Regions from separate parts of the Mus musculus genome. Here regions 1 and 3 are each linked to region 2. A link is a loop called in an ENCODE intact Hi-C map of the cell type or tissue named here. Cell type or tissue: gastrocnemius. All regions are shown on one strand.

Region 1 (8,000 bases), 370 kb after region 2:
AGGGAGGCAGGGGCCCTCAAGTTCAAGGTCAGCCTGGTCTACAGAGTGAGTTCCAGGCCTACCTAGGCTGAAGTGTGAGACCCTGACTCAGAATTTAAAATGAGGGCCTGGAGAAATGGCTCTTGGGCTAAGAGTACTTGTTGCTATAGCGAAGCAGCTGAGTTTGGTTCTCAGTTCTCACACGGTGCCTCTGAGCCTCCCTGAACCCCAATTCTGGCCTCTCTAGGCACCAGGCATGAATATGACACACATTCATACAGACAGTCACTCACACATACTCATAAAATAAAAATAAATAAGAGAAATTAGAGAAATAAATTAGAGAAAATTAAAAATGAAAAGAGGTCTGGGGAGGCAGCTCAAGCAGCAAGAACACTTACCTGACACACAGCAGGCCTCAGGTTCAAGTCCCAGGACTGCTGAAATAGACTCCCCTTTATGACTAAAGTTGACTAAACTGACCTAGAAATTATCTCGTGAAGTAAAAGTTCTACTGTTGGTCCCTTGAAATTTGCCTGTTGTTTTTTGGGGGGGGAGTTTTACTTCAAGCAGTGTTCCAGTTTAGTCTCTCTTGCTGTAATAAAAACCCCTGACTGAAAGCACCTGGGAGCAGGAAAGGGTCACACTTTCAAGTGACGGTCCCTCTTTGAGAGGGGTCAAGGCAGGAACTCAGTAAGAACTTGAAACAGGAAGCAGGGAGAAACGCTGCTGGCTGGCTTGCTCACTTTCTGGCTTATGCTCTGTTAACCTTGTATAGCCCAGGTCTACCTGTCTAGGGAATGGTGCTTCCCACAGTGGGCTGGGCCCTCCTACCTCAGTTGCTAACAAGACAGTCCTCCACAGGTGTGTCTACAGGCCAATCTGATTTTTACAGTCTCTCAATTGAGACTCAAGGCTATGTCAAGGTGACAGTAAATGCTAACTAAGGTAGAAAATAAAATATTTTTTATTTGTCTCCTAAGACATTGTTTTGGTACTAATTTTGCTTTAGGACCTATGTCAAGGTGACAGTAAATGCTAACTAAGGTAGAAAATAAAATATTTTTTATTTGTCTCCTAAGACATTGTTTTGGTACTGATTTTGCTTTAGGACCGTGAGCTAAGGGAAGAAGAGAAGATGATGTCATGTCTACTGGCTGTAGCATTCTTGCTTTTCAGTAACTTGTCAAACTTAAACTAAGGCTAAAATAAGCATAGCCCTTTTCTGGCGACATTTGGCTGTGTAGTCTTTTTAAAAAATTCTTTTTTTTAAAGAAAGCCATTTAGCTGTTACATTTCTGGGTTGTGATGGGCTTCCAGAAATACTAAATAAGATATGACGTTCTTATTTTTCTAGAAAATTCTATAGCCATGCATCTTTTTAACAAACTCATTACTGTGAAACAGTGAGCCATTGCTGATTTAGTCCACGTTAAGCGAGGAAGCCCAGGATGAAGGCATAGATCCGCTGACCCGTCTGCCTCCTGCCGTCAAAACCCTTTCAATTATTAATGCATACATATAACACATACATATTTAATCCTCAACTAATAAAAACATCAAGCCTTAGCATGATGCAGAAGTCCGGGCATCGTTTATTGTGAATGTGGGGCAGTAGAGGACGGGTGCATTGTGGGACATTTGCAGCTTGTGGTGCCGAGTGTCGTGGACTTTCCCCGTGGGGAGTTAGAGGATGAAGCCAGTCTTAAAAGGCTTGGGCCAGTGCGGCGCGTTAGATTTCTGCAACACTGTGATGAGGTTTTAAAACAAGGCCGGTGTTTGATGCTTATCTCTGCTGCTGGCAAGCGAGGTGCTCCGTGTTCCCTGGACTTTGCTCACTGTCCTGAGCTGAGCGTGAGATGTTTTAATAGGGCGCCTTCCTTATGTAAGTCCTCCCTCTACTTGTTTTCCAAGAGCTGGGGGAGACAACTGTGGAAGAATCTCAGTGCGTCCCCTGTCACGTGGGATGGGGCTCAGCGCGTTCTCTGTCACGAGGGAGGGGCTGTGTTTTGTTTGTTGAGCTTCAGACTCCCCGCGGAGCTGAGGCTAACCCGGTAGTGTTCAGGATTGCAGGCACGCCTTTTGTGAGGTTCTGGTAAGCAAACCCCGGCTGGACGCATCCTGGATTCTATCTACTGAGGTCCAGCCTCAGTGCCAGTAGCAGGGTCAGCCCTGGTAAGCACTCGGGTGGGAGGCTTTCCTAAAGCCAGGCAGCTGTGCTGAGTCCCGGCCCCACCACTCAGTGCTGGGGCGACCTTGACCGCAGCAGCCCTGCCCATTCTAACAGGGAGAAGGTAGCGCTGGGGCAAATCCTCATTTCTAGACCTTTGTCTCTGATGGCCATGCTTGTCCACTGGCTTCAAGGACTTCTTTAAAATCTGTATGTGTTTATTTATACAGTTCCACAGAGTCAGAAACCAGGGACACAGGGAGCTTTTAGAATGGTCCATTAAAGACACTTTTGCAGATAAGAGTTATGTCTTTTATTTTATGGATGTAATTTTGACGTGCCGTATCCCGGCTGGGTGGGTAATTCCACGGTGGAGCACCCTCCCTGCCTGTACCCTGGAGAACCTGAACTGGGTCACAGGTGGGCCTCATGGTCCGTCCCCAGCACAGGTACAAGCTCAGCCCAGCTGGTATTGCTTCTCTCTCTGATGTTCCCCTGGTCTCTGTGGTGTTCTTAAATACCAACCGCTGGTAGGTAAGACCCCACGCTGGCTTCCATTGTCACGTGATGTATGCTTTCTCTCTGGCCAATGAATCTATGTATTATGATCATGTATAGGTATAATATATTTTATATGGTGAGATGTATATATAGTCCTAGCTGTGGATATAAACGTGTCTGCTTATAGAGAGGTAAGAAGTGAACAAGAGAGTAAAAGTAAGGGTTTTTCTGTGCCCTCTGCTCTGACGAGGGACACAGAGACCTTTATATTTGTTAACAGCTTCGGGCACTATAGCTAGGCAGATTCTGAGCTATTCTAACCAGACAGTGCAGGCCTAGCCTACTTCCCCCACGTGGCCCATTACCTGCCATCTTGGTCTTATCCAGCACTTTTCTCTTCATCTGTGTCCCGATGGCCAACTTCCCTGGTCCCCACCGGAGACCCTCTCCATCTGGGTTATAATCTCTCTGGGCTTGGAAGTCCCATCTTTCCTCTCTTGCCCAGCTATTGGCTGTTCAGTTCTTTATTTTAACCAATCAGATGGTGATGGAGTATAATGTTTTACAAAATACTGAATCAGGTGATACTTTAATGACAGTAGCAAAGTTCTGACTGCCACCAGATCTCTGGGTACAGAAGTCAGCATTTGAATACACAGTGCACTAAACACCCCCCCCCCCCAACAAAAGACGCTCTCTCTATATTAGGTCTAGTTTAACTTTCCTACATTTAAAACAAATACTTGTATGGATTGTGATGACTGTCTCACGCTGTTTGTGTGTGATTCACCCCCCTCCTTGCCCCCAGCTCTTCCGTCATCTTTTTCTCAGGGTCTTGCATCAGGTGGAAAGCCTGGTGTAGTCTTAGTTTTCCTATTTACAAAGCGTGCACAGCCTGACAGAAAATCCCCAGGATGGGCTGGCTGGAGAGGTGGCTCCGCAGTTAGCGCACTGGCTGCTCTTGCAGAGGACCCACATCTGGTTCCCAGCACCTGCATGGTGGCTCACAGATCTCTACAGCCCCAGAGCTTGAGGATGCAATTCTGTCTTTGGGCTTCCTCACGCACTGCGTGCACATAAACACATGCAGAACACCGGCACACTGTTAAAAAATAGTAACAATAAAAACATTCTCAGTGTCATTGCACAGAGTGGAGCCCATAACACAGAGTATCATTCCCGTCTCCCACCCCCCTTTTTTCCTTGACCATTTCTCTTCCCTTTTCTCTCTTCCCACTCAAATTCCTCCTCGCTCTGACTAGGGGCTCGATTTTGTAAGAGTGCAGCTTGGTTTTTAAACCAGCAGGGGGCGCACTAGACTTTTCTAACGGTTTCCTGGTTTGTGGAGCCCCTGGAATCCTGCTGGATAGTGCGTTTCTTTGCGTTGATATGTCTAGTGAATATTAAACTCCTCCATGGTGAATTTAATTTTGAGTTATTTAAAACCCACTTTTTTCCTTTAGAAACTAAATTAACCATTGCGTTTAAGCTTAAACGTGGTCGTTTTTCAAATCAGCGTTTTTGAACCAAAATGTGAACAATGATCAGATGAGGATGGGTGCCTAATAAAGTCATTAACAGGACGCAGTCAGAGCTAGAATTTGGAGGCGTTAAGGACAGATTGTAGGAAGCCAGATAAACTGCTAAGGAGCCCTGCACTTGACCTATGGAACATTTGACCTAGTTGAGCTAAAACCCTAACTGAACATGTCAAGGTCGCTGGCTTTCTGTGAAAGCCATAGTGCAGAATTCCACAGACAAATAGCTTGGAATGTTGAACTCATTGTCACTTGGAGTAAGGGAATTGGGAGTTGGCGAGCCTTGGTGCCAAGCTGTCTTTGGCTCACATGCTTGTGGCTGCAGCGCCCTCGTGTGGTGAAAGGAGCGTAGAACCCCTGCCCGCTTACAGTCCTGGGCCCTTTGCCTTTCAGACAGGCGCTGTACTGGTCACCCTCCAGCGGGAGGTTTGCCACGTGCTGTCTTTGGTGTTCCACTGTTTGAACACCGTTTGTCACATGGTGTGACCTTGGCTTTTACAAAGCTTACGTAGTTCCTGGGCCAACGGATTGCTTGGAACATCGTGTTTATTTCCACCAGAAGCAGTTTCTTGGAGGGTAACTGGGGACCCAGGGCATCTGTGGAGACCTCTGTACTGTTGCTGTGGTCACATTGGGTGGGAGGTGTCTGGTTTTGAAGACCCAGTTTGTACTGGGATACTAATTGTGCTTTGCTCAATAATGCCTATAGACCCAAGGGAGGAGCTAGTTTGCCTTTGAATGCAGAGTGGATCATGATGTCATAGCCAGTTGCAGAAGGGAGACTAGGTGGTGCTCCTTCCTGCCTTTGCTCTGCCCTCCTTAGAAACTTAAGTCCCTCTCAGGCCCTGAGGGAGTCAAAGCCACCAGCTAACCAGGGGTCAGTTCTTCCTCGTATATGTCTCTGGGCATCTATTTAGAAGCCTCACCTGGTTGACGTCAGTTTCTAAGGACCATTGTTTGCATCTGATTGTAGGCATCTTCAAATGCCCCATTTCTCCTAGAGGCCCAGACAAAGGAGTGTACGGATTATCAGTGGGTCTCAGTAGATCAGTCACAAACCTTCAAGAGATGGACCTAGGCTGTAGCCTAGGCTGTGGGGATAACCCGAGTCATGGAATTCCCAGATCTGTGCCCATATCCCCCAAGGTCTGGAATTACAGTCGTGGGGCATCCTGCCAAGCTCCTAAATCACTTTTTAATTAATAAGAGGGACCATAATCTTTATGTAGCTCTATGTAAGCATGTGACTGTGTGATATTAAATGTATAGCTACAGACCTTAAGGTGCTGTAAAGACACCAAGACAGGATCCTCTGACATCTGGATGATGTCACGTGCAGACACGTGACAAAGTGGATGCAGGAGATCATGCTGATACATGAATCTGTTTCCAGGTTAGAGACAGGATCTGGGGCTGAGGGATCTGCAAACTCACCGAAGCTGATCTCTCTCTCTCTCTCTCTCTCTCTCTCTCTCTCTCTCCCTCCCTCCCTCCCTCCCTTCCTCCCTCCCTCCCTCCCTCCCTCCCTCCCTCCCTCTGCTTGGTCACGTATTCTCTGTCTTGTCACACTCTCACAGCCTGCTGCTCCTTGTCCCATTCAGTGTGTTGGCATTCAACCCCTGATTGAAGATACTTAGGCACCTGTAGGATATAACCCCATGATCTGTATATATGCCCTTATATGTATACATATAATTTATAGATTCTACCAACTCGGACAAAAGGTGACTTGGTGTCTGGGGAGAAGAATATGTGGTTAAAAGTGTTGTGTAATCATAAGGATTACACATTTGGATCCTGGCACCTGGGTAACAAGGCAGGCATCCATCTCACAAACATTTGTAACTGCAGCTCTGAGTGTCCTGGTGACTCCCAATCAGAAAATTATTTTTGTTGCTACTTCATGTTGCTACTTTTGTTCCAGTAAATATGTTTGCTACTGTTGGGAATTGTAATGCAAATATTTTTGGAGATAGAGGGTTGCCAAATGGGTCGTGACCCACAGGTTGAGTTAAACCTTGGGCGAGAGCAGACTTGTCTCGAGAGCTGCAGGTTTCTCTTTGTGTGGTGGAAAGCCGTCCGGGGAGTCGGCTGGGTTTCTCTTTGTGTGGTGGAAAGCCGTCTGGGGAGTCTGCTGGGAAGCGCGCATTTTGGAAGGCTTGTTCTTGCTGACCTGGCAGAATCAGTGATTGAGGTTGTGAATCAAGAGGAAGATGCCTGGCGCTGAGAGGCAGTGCTCTGATTGGCTGCCTGGCGCTGAGAGGCAGTGCTCTGATTGGCTGCCTAGCCCCCTGTGCACAGGCATTGGGTTCCATACTCAGTTCTGCAAAATAGTTAAGGTGAGCCATGTGTCCCGAGCTTGACTGTGCCTCCCTCTCTCTCTCTCTCTCCCTCTCTCTCTCTCTCTCTCTCTCTCTCTCTCTCTCTCTCTCTCGCACTTTCCAGACTTCTCAGAGTCCTGCTGCTGCTGTCATGTGTAGTACCTGACCAAGGCTCTAAAGCCACCTCTCCCTGTTCTCCTAGGATACTTGGGATGAACTCCTGATTGGTGACGTGGAGATGAAAAGGGTGTTGAGCTGTCCCAGGTAAAGGCTGGGCTTAGACGTGGCCTTTGGGTGTGGAATGCACTTCCGTTTGTAACCGCCATCTAACCCTGGCCTTTGACAGGTGCGTTCTGACTACAGTGGACCCAGACACCGGCATCATAGACAGGAAGGAGCCACTGGAGACCCTGAAGAGGTAGGACACCAGCGTGCGCCCGTGTTGTTGATATCACCAGTCAGGCACCAGGTGTCTATGCGCTATCCCAGGGGCACCTTTGATTTGTATCTGTCCCTCAAGGATGTGAGTCCCTGTTTCTTCCTCTTTTCATATTTTTAATTTTTCTAGGTGGATCCTCTATTCGGATACATTTTTAGTTGTACAATGTCCTATTTTAGAACTTTGACCTCTCACCAACTTCTTTTCTGATGTGTGTATGTGTGTGTTTGTTTGTATATGTGTGTGTGTGTGTGTGCATATGTGTGTTGATGGTGTGTGTATGTGTGTATATGCATGTATGTGCGTGTATTTGTGTGTGAGTAAATGTGTGTGTATTTGTGTGTGAATGAATGTGTATGTTTGTGTGTGAGTATGTGCGTATGTATATGTGTGTATATGCATGTATATATGTGTATTTGTGTGTGGATGAATGTGTGTATGTATGTGTGTATGTATGTATGTGTGTATATACGTGTGTGTATGTGAATGTGTGTGTATGTGTGTATGTGTTTGTGTGTGTCTGTGTGTATGTGTTTGTGTATGTATGTGTGTGATAGTATGTGTGTGTGTTTATGTGTATGTGTGTGTAGGGCAGAGGTTTACATTGAATGACTTTATCGACTGCTTTTCATGTTTGTCTTTTGAGTTTGTTTTATAGAAATTTCTTGTTTTTGAAAATGATCTATTTATTTTTTATTTTATGTGCATTGGTGTTTTGCCTGCAAGTATGTCTACCTGAAGGTGTCTGACCCTCTGGAGCTGGAGTTACAGACAGTTATGAGTTGCCATGTGGGTGCTGGAAATTGAACCCTTGTCTTCTGGAAGAGCAAGCAGTCAGTGCTCTTAGCCTGAGCCACCTCTCCAGCGATTAGACTTATTTTCAAAGGGCAGACCGTCTAGGCAGTTTAGAGCTTCTGTTACCAGCACTCCGCTGTCTTCTCACTCTCAGACACGCACACACATGTGTTCTCTGAGTGAGGAAGAGGTCTCCACAGTTCCTTCCTGCATGTCTTTCTCATCTCAAGCGTCACACATGATTCCTTACGGGCACA
Region 2 (8,000 bases):
TGTGTGTGTGTGAGCCTGTGTGTGTGTGTGTGTACTGGTGTGTGTACGAGTGTGTGTGAGAGAGTGTGTGAGAGTGTGTGTGTGTGAGTGTATGTGTGAGTATGTGTGTGTGTGTCCCAGTGAGTTGCTTTCAGGAGCGTGGATGACAGATTAACAACGAAGCACCTAGGGCGAATCATCAATCAAGGAATTGAATCTGCATTGTGTGGCAGAGCTGTTATCTCATGCTTGGACGACCACATCTGGATTTCTCACAGGTGACAAATCGATCTCCACATTTTTCAGCCTCTGCTATTTGGAATTTCCTGTTACTATGGCAGAATCTAATCTTGACATGCTATGACCTAGTTAAAGAGATAATATTTCCATAAATCTTAGCTAAAGCAAAGCATTTTTATTACGTGGATTTTTTTTTCTCTAGCATAATTCAGGAAAGGTTGGGAGAATTAGGTGGATGTTTTCAGCTGTTTAAGTAATTTTGGTTTCGTTGGAACATGAAAATAAGTCCCAGATAGCCAAGCACAGCCAAGAAAACCAGGCAGTCCCCAAAAGCCACGTGGGTTTTGGTTTAACCAAAAATAAGATTGATAAAAGATTCTGTGAATTAAAAGAATGGCCCCAGCGTTTGGTGGCTGGACAGTAAGTTCTCTCTAACAATTTTCACAATGAGAAGTGAAGGGTAGGATAGAGGGAGAAAATTCAGGAAGGAACTGTACTTGAACATGGGACTTCAAGTCTAAAAATAACCATTGGGTTTGTGGCTTGTGACTGAAGGCAGCTGAGCGGGACACATGTATTTGTGCCACGTGACACATGTATTACTGCCATATTTTCACCATTCATCCCTCTGGTAAAGGACATTAAGTTGTTTCCCTTTCCTGGCCACTGTGGATGGGGCAGCCATGAACATTGCTGAGCAAGTACCAGTGGGGTAGGATGCCCAGTTGTGGGGTAGGATGCCCAGTTGTGGGGTAGGATGCCCAGTTGTTGAGTAGGATGCCCAGTTGTGGGGTAGGATGTCCAGTTGTTTGGGCACAGGCTAAGGAGTTGTATAGCTGGGTCATATGACAGATTTATAGCTTTTAGAATTTTTCTTTCGAAGATTCTCCATACTGATTTCCACAGAGGCTGCACCCATTTGCGTTCCTGCAGCACCGGGTAGAAGCTGTTTGTTGTCTGTTTATTATTATTATTATTCATCTTAGCTATCTGATTGGGGTGAGATGAAATCTCAGTTTTTTTAATTTACGTTTCCTTAATTAATTACATCTTCCTTTCCAGGGATGATGAATCTTTCTGAGGTATTTCTTAGCTTTGTATTTCTTCTACAGAGAGCTATGTTTAGATCCCTAAGCCAATTACAACTGGGTTATTTTCTTCCTAAACCCTTTGGGCTTTTTGTTGTTCTTCTTTGTATATTCTGTATATTAATCCTCTGTTAGATGTATGTCTAGAAGCGTTCTCTTCCATTCTGTGAGTTTCTTCTCCTCTTGATTGTTTCCTTAATTGTACAGAAATGTTCTAGTTGTGTGAGGTCCCAGTTATCAGTTGTTGGCCTTAATTCCTTGGCAAGTAGAGTCCTGCTCAGGGAGGCCTTCCTACGCATGTGTCCCACGGGGACTGCCCATGTCTCCTTCCTACAGGTGTGTCCCACAGGTGCTGCCCATGTCTCCTTCCTACACATATGTTCTACATGTGCTGCCCATGTCTCCTTCCTACAGGTGTGTCCCACAGGTGCTGCCCATGTCTCCTTTCTACACATATGTTCTACAGGTGTTGCCCATGTTTTCTTCTAGTGGTTTTAGTGTTTGGAGTTTCAGATTGAGGTGTTTATCCACTTGGACCTAATCTTTCTACAGGGTGATGGATGTGGCTCTAACTTCATACTTCTGAATGTCGACATCCATTTCCCAAGCAACTTTTGTTGAAGACACTGTGTTTTGCTCCGCATGGTTTTTGACTTTGTCAGTTGTCAGAAGGCTCTAATCGTGAGTACTCATGTTTGGGTCTTCTATTCTATTCCGTTGGTCTACATGTGTCGGTATCATGTTATTTTTATTACTGTAGCTCTCTAATAAATCTTGAAGTCAGAAACAACACTCTCTTCAGTATTATTCATTTTGCTCAAGATTGGGCATCTGGGGTATTTTCTGGGCACCCAGACTAACAAGCATATACCCCCCCAGACACATGTATGCAATTAAAATAAAATAGAATAAATCTTTAAAAGCAACTTCCTAAAAAAAAAAGGCAAGCATAGGAGTGTGCACACTTAATCCCTGCATTCATCAGGCAGAGGCACAAGGATCTCTGTGAGCTCTGGGCTAGCCTGGTTTACATAGCAAGTTCCAAGCTAGCCAGAGCTAAAATACAATGAGATCCTGTCAAAACAAAACAAAACAAAAATCAAATAAAAAAAAAATCAAGGGTACCTATCAGGGCAGGGAAATTTTGTCAGATTAAAAAAAGAGAGAGAGCTGTGTCTTGTCAGCTGATCTGAGCTAGTTTGTGGGACAGAATGGTACAGAGGACATCGTGACCTAAAGCTATGGAGACAGCAGCAACCTGTGTGAACAAGAAGCAGCAGCTATTTTAGAATGTGAGGTGTGATGCTGTGGGTGGGGGTGGGCCCAGAGCAGTGGCCTCAGCTCCTTTAGGAATTTAGGGCTAATTAAGATTGCTCAGTCTGCTTCAAGGTGAGAAATGTCTCCTTTTATATGTTTTTCCCGTTTCCTTCACGAAAGCCACTATGCACACCTTACTGTAGTCTGCCTGTGTGAGGGGACCAGGGCTTGCTGCCCAGAGCAGATGGTATTTATTCCTCTGCCCTAGGGGTCTCTGATCTGTTCATGATCTAGATTCATGTTGAATTTTGACATCTGTCCTTACTGAGACTTTCACAGTTAAATTAGTTCCAAAGCTGAGGACGTTGGCCTTGGTGGGAACACTTCCAAGTGTTCCCACACCAGCCTTCTAACTTCTCCTCGCACAGACTGACATTCAATAAGCAAGGGTTTTCACCCTCCTAGATTCAGTCTTTTCCCAATGATGGAGTCGGGGACAACTGTCTTGTTAGTAGCCACTAAGGTGATGTGACTTTGCATTTGAAACTGTTGACTGCTGACTACTGAGGTACACTTTCTAGCTCATTTTCCTATCTTCCTTGTGCCCAAATCAAAGTAACCCCCCGGAGACGTAAATCATCACGTTTCTGACCAGCACAAAACAGGAATGAATGCTCTAAAGTGGATTTCTGACCATCTGTTAAGTCTTTTTTTTCTCACTCAAAATATCAAGAATACTTCAAAAGCCAGATAAAATGTTTTTGTTTTTTTTTTTTTTTAATTTCCAGATTCACCTTTTGAGAAGTCTGATTTCCCGAGCAAAATGAGTCAGCCAGGATCTTTCTAACTTGAAAATGTAATAACCTTTTTTGGTTTGTCTGCACTCTTGTCTCCTCCACTAGATGGCGATGTTCTCAAGGGCAGAGAGGACGATCCGTTTGCCTCTAGGAAGTTCATTCCTTTTACACACGTAAACAAACAAAACAAAACCTACTAGGCACTAGGACCTTATGACTAACCACATGACTCATTTCCAGCACACGCGTGTGCGCGCGTGCACACACACACATTTGGGTGGTGTGGGAGGTGCAGTCAGACAGACAGGAATACACCTGTCTTAGTTGCTTATCAGGCCTGGGCTGTAGCTCAGTTGGTAGAGTGCTCCCCTAGCTCAACCCCATAAAGCTGGCATGGTTACAACACACCTGTCTCAGCACTCAGGACTTGGAGTCAAGAGGATCAGAAGTTCAAAGCCATCCCTGACTACATATTGGATTTGAGATCAAAGTAGAAGAATATATATTTTCTTCCCCCAAACAGCCAGCAATCTTACAAACTTCAGGGAAGAGTTCATTAAAAACGATTCTAGGCGCTGGTGAGATGAATCTGTCAGTGAGTAAGGATGGTTGCCGCCAAGCTCAAGGACATGAACTGAATCCCGGTACCCGCATGCTGAAAGGAGAAAAAGGGGGTAAGAGGGGAGGAAGAAAGAGAGAGGTCGCGGGAGAAGGCCAAGGAGCAAGCCACATGCTTCAAAGTCACTTCACCCCACATCGCGCCCTACTTCCGCTTCCTACAGTTAACGCTACCTCTAGGAGCGCCCATCGGCTGGGGACCAAGCTTTCATCCCAGGTGACTTTGGGAGCATTCCAGGTGCAAACTATAACTGACTCCTTAAGGTCGGGAATTTAAGCTTAAATTACAGCACTATGTTGTGACTAGTTGCTATCTATGACTTATATCTTAACTGTCCCCAACACAACAGTGTCCAGCGGCTGGTCTTTGGGAGGTGATTGTGTCCCAGAGAGCTCTAACATCATAAATAGACTAATCCATCGGTAGATTAATAACTTAATGGCCTATAGCTTTTTCTCCAGCCTCTTTCCAGGCGTCATGAGGTGTGAGCTTCTACACCTGGCTTTGTGTCTTTTCTTTTCTTTCTTTCTACATCATATCCCCACTCCCCACTCCCGGATTTTCAAGACAGAGTGTCTGTGTGTAGACCTGGCTGTCCAGGAACTCGCCGCTGCCTGCCTCTGCCTCCCGAGTGCACCACCACCACCCGGCTGTGTTTTCTTCGTCCATAGCTTTCATCTGTGTCTTCAATGACTTTTAGCTGCACCTGACATTTATTTTAATGCCAAACCGGTCCTGTTCAGAACAGTCTTTAATTCCTGGTCTCCTCACTAAGCTTTATTCTTAGCGCAAAATAGCCACGAATGACGGACGGACCTAGCTGCTGTTTGAAAGGGAAAAGGTTAACTGTTGTGCTCAAAGACTCGGTGCCGAGGGATTCTGTGAATAACAGCTGTTAATGTTTAAAGTTACTTCCATTTATGATAACACAGAATGAATATGGGTTTTATGTGCAGGAAGGAACCATCACAGTTCACTTTTTGAAATCTTGTGAAACCACGCTAGTAACCCGCTAAACCACAGCCCAGCAGTGGCTGCCGCTGCGCAGCACCGTTCTGCCTGTCTGCTCCCTCTCTCCCGCTTCACCTTTGCACACTAATTATATACTTTATGTTTACCTGACATTATGCAATTTGTAGGCTTAGCAGAGCTTAGCCATTCTAGGTAAGCCTCATTCTCTAGAATAAACTTTCCCCTTGGAGAAAAATATTTTTGTTGTTATGATAAAAAAAAAAGCTCCATAAACTGGCAAAAATCTATTTTGAGATTTTTTTTCCAAAGAAATTAAATTTCAAAATTGCTGAGATGTTAAGTAATGAATAAAATAAAGGGATTAATAATTCATTCGTGTATTAATAAATATTTCAGCACTAAATGGAGCCCTGGTAAATGCACATTAATATCTTAGTAAGTGAAATTCTTTGAATGTTTTCTATATTTTAATTTAATGTATTTAGTATTGACCATGGATCTATAGAAAGGAGGTTTAACAAAAGTCACTAATAAATATGAAAAGGAAACTTTGAGTGGTTTGAATAAATGAACATGGTCACAGTGTAAGACATTTGAAGGCAAGGATAGCTACCAATCACATCCTCAATGCGAGTGCTTTTTACTAATCAGGATTCTTCTTCCTTGAGATTTGCTAAGAAGCATTCCGAATCAGTGCTGTTCCAATGGAGTTGTAGCTTCTCAGTAGATGTGTCTTCAAATGTATGCTTTCAACTAATTCTAATTTCACTATTTAAATATTAGCCATAACTTTGGGGACTGTGCGCACGCGTGTGTGTATTGGTGGTTATGTATGTGTGTATGTGCCTTTTTATGTGTTTATATTTTGCTTATTGGTGTTTTGAATTTTTTAAAACAATTATTCATTGTGCAGCTGTGTGTGCACACACATGTGCCAGGGTTTGCTTGGAGGTCGGAGGACAGACACCTTGTGGGAGTTGCCTATCACCACGTGGATCCAGACATGGCTTGGTCTCAGGCACCTCTAGTCTTTGGGCTATCTTGCTGGCAATTTAGTTTTCTTTGACAAAGGATCTCACTATGCAGCCCAGGCTCGCCTTGAACTCACAATCCTCCTGCTCAAGCCTCCAGAGTGTTAGGATAATGAGCCAGCATGTGGCAGCAGTACATCTTGCCTTTATTGTGCAAACTAAAACCATATTGGAACAGAGGCCCGAGGTCACACCCTGCTCAGTTGTGGCTCTAGTGATGTCACACCGAGGACCTGTAACCTTCTGCTTTATGCGTACACTGCAGAAGATGGCCTCTGGAAAGTGTCATGTAGCACCATTGTCATTTTTGTACCAATAACACTGTTCTTTCCTCACACTGTACATGTTAGTGTTACTCAGGTCGGTTGTGGGGACCAGAAACACCCTGAACACTGCTAATGTCCCTCCGGGGCACAAGGTCACCTCCCAAGGGCCACCAGCTCTATAATAATGTTTTCTACAAGGATCTTGAACTTAAGAGACCTAAAGTAGAAAAGTCCCAAGAATCAATACTTCATTCATTCATTTACTTACTAACTCATCCATCCATTGTCTTACTCATTCATTCATCAATCCCAGATCATTCACTCATTCACCACACCTTCAAAATACTCTTTGGGCCGGGTGTGGTTGTACATGACTTTAATATCAGCATTTGGGAGGCAGAGGCAGGCGGATCTCTGTGATCTATAGCCTGGTCTACGTAGCGAGTTTCAAGAGACCCAGGGCCACTTTGAGAGATGCAATCTTAAAAAAAGAAAAAAAAAACTCTAGGATCTCATGGACTCATTCACCCAGGCACAAATATTCACATACACCCATATGGACACACCTTTAATCCCAGCACGTGGGAGGCAGAGGCAGGAGGAGTTCTGAGTTCGAGGCCAGCCTGGTCTACAGAGTGAGATCCAGGACAGCCAGGGCTACACAGAGAAACCCTGCCTCGAAGGAAAAAAAAAAAAAAAAAAAAAGGAAACACATTCATCTCATTAGTATGCAAATTGGCTTTAATCTTTAATAATTGATAAAATTAAATGTCTATCGAAGAGTTGTTTCAAAGAAAAGTTTTAAATTTATTTTTTGAAAATTCCATACATAAGTACTGCGTTTACATTATATCTGCTCCACTCTCCCCCCGCTCCCATCTCCAACTTCTCCTCTACCCACGCCCACTCCCTCAGTCTCATGCTTCAGGATATATATGATCTCTAAGCTTCCTGCTCCTGCCGCCACGCCTGCCACTTGCTGCTGTGTCTCCCTGAGAAAATGGTCTCTTCTTTCTTTCTCTCTTCCTTCATTTGCTTTTGGTCTTGATGCGTTACCACAGTAACAGAAAAGTCACCACTATATTCTATATCGCAAAACACCGTAGACAGCATCTAAGGACAGACACCAAAGATTGTCTTCTGGTGCCTGTGCGTGTGCACCATGTGCGTGCACATAAATACGCACACGCATCGAATGTAGGTGCTCGGAGTCCTTCAGTACCAAATATTCAGCCAAGATTTCATTCTTTATATGAAAATAAACAGTCATCTCATTGGTATGCAAATGTGCTTTAATCATTGACAGATGTTAAAACTACACGCCTATCAAATTATTCCTAAGTAATGTTTTTAATTTACTTTTTAAGAATTTTGTTCATGAGTACTGTGCTTACATCATCTCTGCCCTGCCTCTCCAACTTCTTCTGTATCTACTCCCCCTCCCTCTCAAGTTTATGACTTCGTTTTCTATAATTATTATTGTTAGACACACACACACACACACACACACACACACGCATGCACACATAGCGTTGCTGCTATGCATGTGTGTTTAGGGCTGGTCCCTGGGATTGGGTAACTCCCTAGAGGTTCATGCCTGGAGAAAACTGATTCTCTCTTTCAACATCCATTGACTCGATCACCTGTACATCATAATCTGGGGGCGGGGCCAGGTATTTTCCCAATCTTATTGGAAAGTTGACTGGTGTTGTCGTTACATCTTGTTTAGGTGACCATGCAGTCAAGATTCC
Region 3 (8,000 bases), 230 kb after region 2:
TTCCACTAGCAGCCTTTGGATGAAGATGTAGAACTCTCATGAGGCTCTGCCTGAACCTTGCCTGCCTGGATACTGCCATGCTCCCACCTTGATGATAATGGACTGAACCTCTGAACTGTAAGCTAGCCCCAATTAAATGTTGTTTTTTTATAAGACTTGCCTTGGTCATGATGTCTGTTCACAGCAGTAAAACCCTAACTAAGACAGCCTGTGATGAACTTTTCAGTGAATCATCTACGTCAATGGCAATCCCTAACACCAAAACACAGAATCCCTTCGTGAATCAGTGCATCACTCGAGTGATGTAAAGAAGACCTGCAAAGATAATGAGGAAAACTGTTTAGAAGTAAAAGAAAAGCATGAATACTAATGCCTGAATAATGATGTCTAACAGCTGTCCAACGTTCAAAGCGCCCTCACTCTATTACCTATGTACTCAGCACAAGTTTGAGTCCTGTTTATGTATGCTGGATATATATTGTTCCTAGGAATCAGGAATACAGAATAAGTCAGTCGAGATTCCTATTCTTACAGGGGAAGTCAGATTAACACAAGTATATATAGCAGCACACACATAGATAAGTAGGTAGTGTGGGTAGTGCTAAGTTCTGAGAATAGACAGAAGCTGGTGGGGAAGCTCTGAAATGGTGCTCAGAGAAGACGTTTGCATTTGGGTGAAGGTTAGCATAAGCTTGGGTATCTGGGGTTGACTGACTTAGAGTGCAGTGGTGTGTGTGTGTGTGTGTGTGTGTGTGTGTGTGTGCGCACACGCATGTGCAACAGCTAAGCCTGGTTGGTATTCTTGGCATATTCTGTGTAAAATAGGTTGGCCTGGAATTACTGCAGTTCTCCTGCCTCGGCCTTGCAAATGAAGTTGGTATTTAATGTTCATTTCCCCATTGTGGAAACCTAAGAATACCTACATTAAAGGACATCCTGGACTGATAAAGTTCCAAAATCCAAACCAGGTAGCCAAACTTTGCACCTCTTTCTCTTTCTTACTTTTTAAAATGTATATTGATGTCCTGCTTAGATGCATGTCTGTGTGAGGGTGTCAGACCCCCTGGAAATGGAATTACAGAGCTGTAAACTGCCATGTGGGAGCTGGGGATTGAACCCAGGTCTCTTGGCAGAGCAGCCAGAGCTCTTAACTGCTGAGCCATATCTCCAGACCCCTTTCTTTGATCACTGTGTCATTGTGTGTGGAAATGAACAATCAAACCATATTTTAATAAAAATATTTTATTTGGAGCTAGCCCCCTCCATTTGTTCCCCCCAAACCTGATAACCATATTTAAACCCAGAGTGTGCCTCCTCTCCACGTGTATTCTCCAGCCGATGCATTTCACTGTATGTCAGCCCTTCTGTCAGCAGAGAGCGGTGGGAAATCAGACGCTTGCCAAGCTGAAGGGGTGTGCTTAGCCATTGAAACGTTAGTTGGTAAGAAATGGAGTAGAAACCATCACTTTAAATGGCTTTTAAACAGCCTGTGGGTTTCATTTTCCTCTGTTCTTTGTGCTTTCATTTAATGCAAATAATGAAGAGTGTTTTTATGTTTATTTGCGGTGTGAGTGTTAATGGTGACAAGAGCTGGACAACTTAGTCATGGAGCTAACTTCTGGGCATTCTGTTATTCGTTCCTGTGATGGTTTGTATATGCTCGGCCCAGGGAGTGGCACTGTTAGAGGGTGTGGCCATGTTGGAGTAGGCGTGTCACTCTGGGTGTTAGCTTTAAGATCCTCATCCTAGCTGCCTGGAAGTCAGTATTCTATTAGCAGCCTTCAGGTGAAGACATAGAACTCTCAGCTCCTCCTGCGCCATGCCTTCCTGTATGCTGCCATGTTCCTACCATGATGATAGTGGACTGAACCTCTGAACCTGTGAGCCAGCCCCAGTGAAATGGTTTCCATTATAAGAGTTGCCTTGGTCCTGGTGTCTGTTCACATCTAAAACCCTAAGACAGTTCCCTACCTAAAGACCTGTGCTAGGAACTGCAGGATGGTTCATTGATTACAAATACACACTGGATAGCTGTGGTGACATGACTTTAATCCCAGCATTTGAAAGGCAGAATTCAAGGCCAACCAGATCCACATATTTCCTAGATAGCCAGGTATGCATAGTGAGAGGAGGGAGAAAAAGAGAGAGGGGGTGGGGAGGGAGAGAAAGAGAGAGCACACCGTCTGAACGGGTTCATTGGCGTCAGGTTGGTAAGGTCTCCAGGTGGCCTGAGCACAGGCTCCCTGTGTACACACAGATTGATGCCAGGTCATGTGGAAACACACTAGGTTTCCCATTGTCCTTCACCGTTTCAGACCATTTCATGCGCCCATGCCTGTCTCTGCAGCAGCGTTGGCTCTCCATGGGCACTGCTTAATGTGGGTCTCCAGTTTATATGCTTGACTTTTCTCTCGAACTGAGCCTAAAATGCTATTTTTTCTCCTTAAGAACATTTGTGGGAAAACCTCCAGGAGAACTCTTACTTTACTCTTCTTATTCTCATTCTTTTCTTTAGAACTGGTCTTTGTTTTCCCCCTCATCGTGTTTCTCTGAGAAGAGCCATGTCCCGTGTGTACACGGGACAGCACAGAGCGGTAGTAGAGACACCTGCTTTATGTGGCAGGGCTTAGGATCCAGTGCCGCAGTCTCCAGCTTTGCTTCAGTGAAGCGTTGTTTGCCATGGCCTTGTCATTAACAGTAGACTATTGTAAGTGGGGAATGAGCAGGACTTCAGGGGAAAGTAATACAGTTTACTTATACCGAGATGTTTGCCCATTCCTTTCTCACAGCATAAATTCAAGCTGTAACGTGGGATCCAGGTTTCTCAGCCTCTTCTGTCACTTGGAGCCCATTGATGTCCTTGGTTAGTCACACCCTGCTTTAGAACAACAGTGGTACCAAGTCCTCCTGAGGGCTATGACGTCCCTAAGGTCATTTTCACAGAACTCTCTTAGCTCTTTGGCAGAACAATTCACAACTTCCATTTGTTCGTAAGTTAAAAGGAGCAGACAAAATGCTTACATGTGGCTGTGTGCGGACTCCAATGACTTAAAATTTAAACTTACATTTAGTGTGTGTGCACATGTGTGGAGTCAGAGGTCAACATGTAGGAGTCAGTTTTCTCCTTCTGCCTTGTGGTTCCTGGGACTTCAACTCAGGCCATCAGCCTTGGTGGTAAGCCCCTTTATCCACTGAGCCAGCTCACTGGCCCTGTCACACTGAGTTTTGGGGTGCTGTCTATTGAGGTGTGGTACATCTTTGATGTTGGATCTATTCTAGAGGGGGACACTTAGGACAACTGCTGTTAACTCGGAACAGAGAGGACCCAGGACTCCTCAGCCCAGTGTTCTCGCTGTAGCAACAGCCAGAAGAGACTACACATGTCCTTGGGGCAGTGTGAGATGGCACGTCCCATGCATTCAGTTGGGTGTGACAACCAACTGAATACCTCAGAATACCTCAGAAAGGCATCTTGAAAGGAGAAAGCTAGGTTTGGGCTCAGTTTCAGTCTCTGTAGTCATTTGGTGAGGCAGAACACCACAGTAGAGAGGACACAATGGAGCAGTTTCTCACCTATCACAAATGATTTAAAGAGAGAGAAGGACAGAGAGGGTGAGGAGGGAGGGAAGGAGGGAGGGAGGGAGGGAGGAGAGGGAGGGAGGGAGGGAGGGAGGGAGGGAGAGAGAAGGGGTGGGAAGGAAAGAACATGGAAGGTGCCAGGGTCTCAGTACACTTTGGTTTTTTTTTTATTTTGGGGGGTTGGGGTTTTTGTTGTTGTTGTTTTGGTAGGTTGGTTTTGTTGTTTTGTTTTTTCAAGACAAGGTTTCTCTGTGTAGCCCTGGCTGTCCTGTAACTCACCCTGTAGACCACTCTGGCCTTTAACTCAGAGCTTTGCCTGCCTCTGCCTTCTGAGTGCAGGGATTAAAGGCGAGTGCAGGACCCGTCCTCAGTATCTCTTTCAAGGGCTTGCCCCTGGGCCTTCCCCTTACAGCCAGGTTCTGCCTCCATGTTCCTCTCTCCTCCCAGTGGTGCCATCTGCTGGGGACAGACTCCTCAGCATCCCTGCCTTTAGAGGACATGCCAGACCAGACTATCACATCCTCACGAACTCTGGTCAGGTCTTTGGTCTCTTCCTCTGACCGGGTTGTTTCTGGTTATTGGCAAAGCCTCTGTCCAGCCCCGTGAGGCTTACCACATGGGTGAGGGCTGATAAGGTGGGCGCTCTGTAAATGCTCAGCTCTGAAGGAGTCCTAAGACAGAGTTTGAGTACGCAGAGCCTGCTAACGTTAAGGCAGGAGCAAGATTCGAGGAGCAGCGCAGGCTTAGTGAAGGTCTTTGTGGTAAGGAAGACTCATGGGAATCTGGCTGCTGAAACTGCCACCTGCTGGCTGCAAGGCCAGTGGTGATCTGTTTTCCTTGCTCAGCTTTTGCTGTCTTCCATTTGAAATGGGTAACGCTATCGGCCTCTCAGACTTACAAGGCTTAAGTAAAGTTATGTTTACACAGGCACTGGCGCAGAAGACAGACACTGTCAGTTTCCCTAAGTGACTGTTCTTGCTATTGCTCTTGGACTAGCAGCAGCTTTCCTAGTCTGAGGGATTATGCCTAGCTGTGAGAATACTGTGTTCACTGTGGGAGTTCAGACAGCATGGGGGAGAAGCAGCCAGATGAAGTAACCACCGTGGTCCAGCAATGGCTGGTACCAAGTCATACTGCTTCACTGTACCTCCAACCACAGATTGTCTCCATCTACAGACTGGAAGACAGTTGTGCTCAAAGCCACTGTTGTTGGTCACGCAGGTGAAGAAACCGTTGCCTGGAGAGGCTTTTTTTTTTTTTTGAAGTGATGTGCTAGGTGCCAGGTCCCATAAGTGTGATTTGAATGGTTTGTAGTTTGCTACAAACTGAAGATGGCAGATGGCAGCACACGAAGTGTCTGTAAGCATTTGGTGAGGAAGTTCAGGCATGATCTGGTAATTTACCAAGAAATCAGTGCTTAGGAGATAGGAACCAACTACTTGTAACAGTTTAAGTATTTTTGATGACAGGTGATAGATTCAAACAGATGAGAAGTTTTAATGTCCAAAGGGTTCCCAATAAACTCTTCTTTCCAACCTAGAGTTACCAAGTAGAGGGATTCTGTGCACATACACTTGGCCGTTTGTATCTGTGGCCTGTATTCTTGGATTAAACCAAGAATGTTCTAAATAAGTAATCTTTAAAAGCAGTAATGGCATCTGTACTGGGAGTCTGTAGACTTTCCCTTCTTACTGTTCCCTAAGCAGTGTAATGTAGGAACTGTTTGCACAGCATCTACATTGTCAGGTACTGGAAGCTGCCTACAGGTGATTGAGGGATGTAAGAGAATGGGGTAAGTCGTGTGCAAACGTGACACCATTCTACCTAGAAGGAACTTGGGAATCTGGGGCTTTTGTGCCTTTGATGATGGGTGGGGTGGTCCTGGACCCTTTCTCCACAGAAGCCAAAGTGTGGTGGTATGAACAGATGTAAAGCTTCCTGAGACACAGGGCAGCATTTGATTCTTCGTGTGATTTTTCTTTTCTGAGTATATGTGAGGGATTATGCCATATCACTGCACATGTGAATATCTTATTCTTTAATTCCTTAGCACTCTACTTCATGGGGATATTTAACCACATTCCCCCGATGGGTCTCTAGGTTGTGTCTCACCTTCAGTAATTTTATTTATTTTAAAGATTTGTTATTTATTTATTTATTTATTTTGTGTTTTTGTTTGTTTGTTTGTTTGTTTGTTTTACAATAGGGTTTCCCTGTATAGCCCTGGCTGTCTTGGGACATGCTCTGTAAACCAGGCTGGCCTTGAACCTACCACCCAGAAAGATTTATTTTATTTTATGTGTGTAAATAAATGCTTTACTTGTGTGTATGTATGCGTGCCACATGACCATGGAAAGCAGAAGAACTGTAGTTACAGATGGCTGTGAGCCACCATGTGGGTGCTGGAATTGAACTCAGGTCCTCTGCAAGAACAGCCAGGGCTCTAACCACTGAGCCATCTCCTCAGCCCCATTGTCTGTAATTTTAAATATTGTGTTAAAGCGAACAAGTTTGACTTACATATAAGTCACTTCACATTTCTACATGTGGGAGTTTTATTATACATAAAATTCTTAAATGAAGCTCATAGAGCTGTTTACATTTATTTATTTTTAAACCCACAAAGTCTCATTTGTGCCGACCACGTGCTTATGAGTATGGGTTCCACTGCAGTAGGTTGACCTGCCTGAGGCCACACCCTTACAGAAAAGTGACTGCTCCTCCCCCAGCGGCCCTCAATGTCAATAGATTCTGGAGCCCCTTCCCCACCTCATGTGGAATAGTGACTAGCTTGCTCTTGTCCAGGCAACCAGAGCTGTGATTTCATGAGTTCAAGGGTCCTGTCCCACCCAGAAGACACGTCTTCCCGTGGGGGCTGAGCTCTCCACAGACACTGCACTGGAGCAGTTGTCAGTTTCAGCACTAACTGCAGCCCACTGCACAGCGAGCGTCTGTACTGAGGTGTGGGGACTGCGCTAGCCTGTGTGCGTGAGGATCTGAAGCCAGAGTGCAGTTGGATACTAAGGGTGTGTTTTAAAGAGAAATACTCTATCTGCGGTGGTTAAGAGTAACCAGAGAGGGAAGTGGTGAGGCAGGGTTGGAGGCTTATCAGTATGCTGGGAGGGCGGTGTGGAGACAGCACAGGCTAGAGCTGTTAGAGGTGTCTACAAGGTAAAACTACAGTTCCTGACAGACTGGATGTGAGGTGACGGAGTGGGAGGGCTGGGAACGGAGATCACGTTAGGAATTGTGAGGTTGGGGTGTGTCGAGGTTCAGTTGTTGGCAAGCATCCAAGTGGACGTGTCAAGGTGACAGCACATACGTCTGAAATTCAAGAGAGATACCTGGAGACAGAACTTGTCTGCATACATGCTGCTTCAGGCTCTGAAACCAAGCAGAATCATCCCAGCAGTTGATGTAATGGGACAGAGAAAACAAGACACTAAGGTTGGAATTCCTGGTTTACTGCAGAATCAGAAAGCTGGGAGAGAAGGGACATGAACAGGGAGATCTAGGACGGCAAGATTATCAGGAGGAGGGTGAGCAGCTGCTGAGAGCTACTTGCAAGCCAAGAAGACATGTCTGCTTCTACATGTCAGCTCCTTCCTTTTGAGGTGCTGTCCAGTGTAGTGATTGTCAGCAGGAGTTCCTGACCTGGGAATCCCTTCAGTTTGGCTCTCATGCTTGCATCTTCTGAAATTCTGCAGGTTGATCTCATAGAGCTGGGCACCCATCCCTCAGTCTTGGATGGGAACATTTCTCTAGAGAAAGTACCACTGTTGTTTGGTCATGTGTGTTTCTAGACATTTTTTTCATGGATGAGTCAGGAAATAACATTATTTTAAAAAATACATTAACTTTTAAAACTTGCTTAATAGTTTTTTGTTAGCTATAGTTTGATATTTTGTGGGAATGATACAAATTTCATCTTCTCAAGAGAAAAAGGTTTAAAATATGTTTTTCCTTTGAGAATTTCATACAATATATTTTGATCAAGATAATGGCCTTCACTAGGCTTACTGAGGGCTTAGGGCTTTTTTTGGCTAAAAATGTATTCCAATAAGGATATAAATTCAAAATATAGTTTTAAAATCTCTTAAAATATATTTTTCTTTCTGTTTATATCAGTTTGGCATCTAGTGAATTTGTTTCAATTTGTATTAAATATTTCAAGATTGGGGGGGTTGTACGTTTTTATCTTTAAAAAATGATTAAAGAATTTGCATGGCTTTAAGGAATCTCCCTGCTCCTCCACTGGTGACCTTAAGTTCACCCTTCTAGGGTTTGTTTCTGCAAGCGAGTGCACACGCGTGTTTCCTGGGGTCATTCTTCCTCCACGATTCCCCCTTGTATCCCTCCCCTCACTCTAGCCCCCATTGTCCTTCCACAGAAGTTGCTGTCCTCGTGCCCATCCCCTCAGA

The links. Hi-C counts contacts between places; a loop is a spot of excess contacts. Peaks named below come from ENCODE experiments on the same cell type or tissue, not always from the same donor. Only the 100,000 strongest peaks of a DNase experiment are listed, where the experiment ranks them.
Region 1: a loop joins it to region 2, with 4 times the contacts of the local background. A loop is called at or near these places in 16 of 42 quality-filtered maps.
Region 3: it touches region 2 in a loop (12-fold over the local background); 33 of 42 quality-filtered maps call a loop at or near these places.

Annotation. Positions count from the first base shown.
Region 1 is chr1:184,821,262-184,829,261 of GRCm38, reverse strand. Mtarc2 (mitochondrial amidoxime reducing component 2) reads left to right here. Exons shown (of 8, transcript NM_133684.4): 5 at 6,712-6,773; 6 at 6,856-6,927. It overlaps Mir1981 (microRNA 1981), which reads left to right and starts at 6,774; the gene lies at 6,774-6,855. In gastrocnemius, CTCF peaks have their summits at 3,943 (motif pointing right) and 4,532 (motif pointing left); DNase peaks (open chromatin) are centred at 1,999, 3,960, 4,522 and 6,407; H3K4me3 peaks cover 1,096 bases; H3K27ac peaks cover 2,181 bases.
Region 2 is chr1:185,189,284-185,197,283 of GRCm38, reverse strand. No RefSeq gene overlaps it. Among named protein-coding and RNA genes, the nearest start is that of Rab3gap2, 11 kb to the left of the region's middle. In gastrocnemius, a CTCF peak has its summit at 3,462 (motif pointing right); DNase peaks (open chromatin) are centred at 3,503 and 3,701; H3K4me3 peaks cover 214 bases; H3K27ac peaks cover 233 bases.
Region 3 is chr1:184,962,189-184,970,188 of GRCm38, reverse strand. All of the region lies in intron 1 of Mark1 (MAP/microtubule affinity regulating kinase 1), which reads left to right. Among named protein-coding and RNA genes, the nearest start is that of Mark1, 33 kb to the left of the region's middle. In gastrocnemius, CTCF peaks have their summits at 4,082 (motif pointing left) and 4,363 (motif pointing left); DNase peaks (open chromatin) are centred at 1,380, 4,039 and 6,845.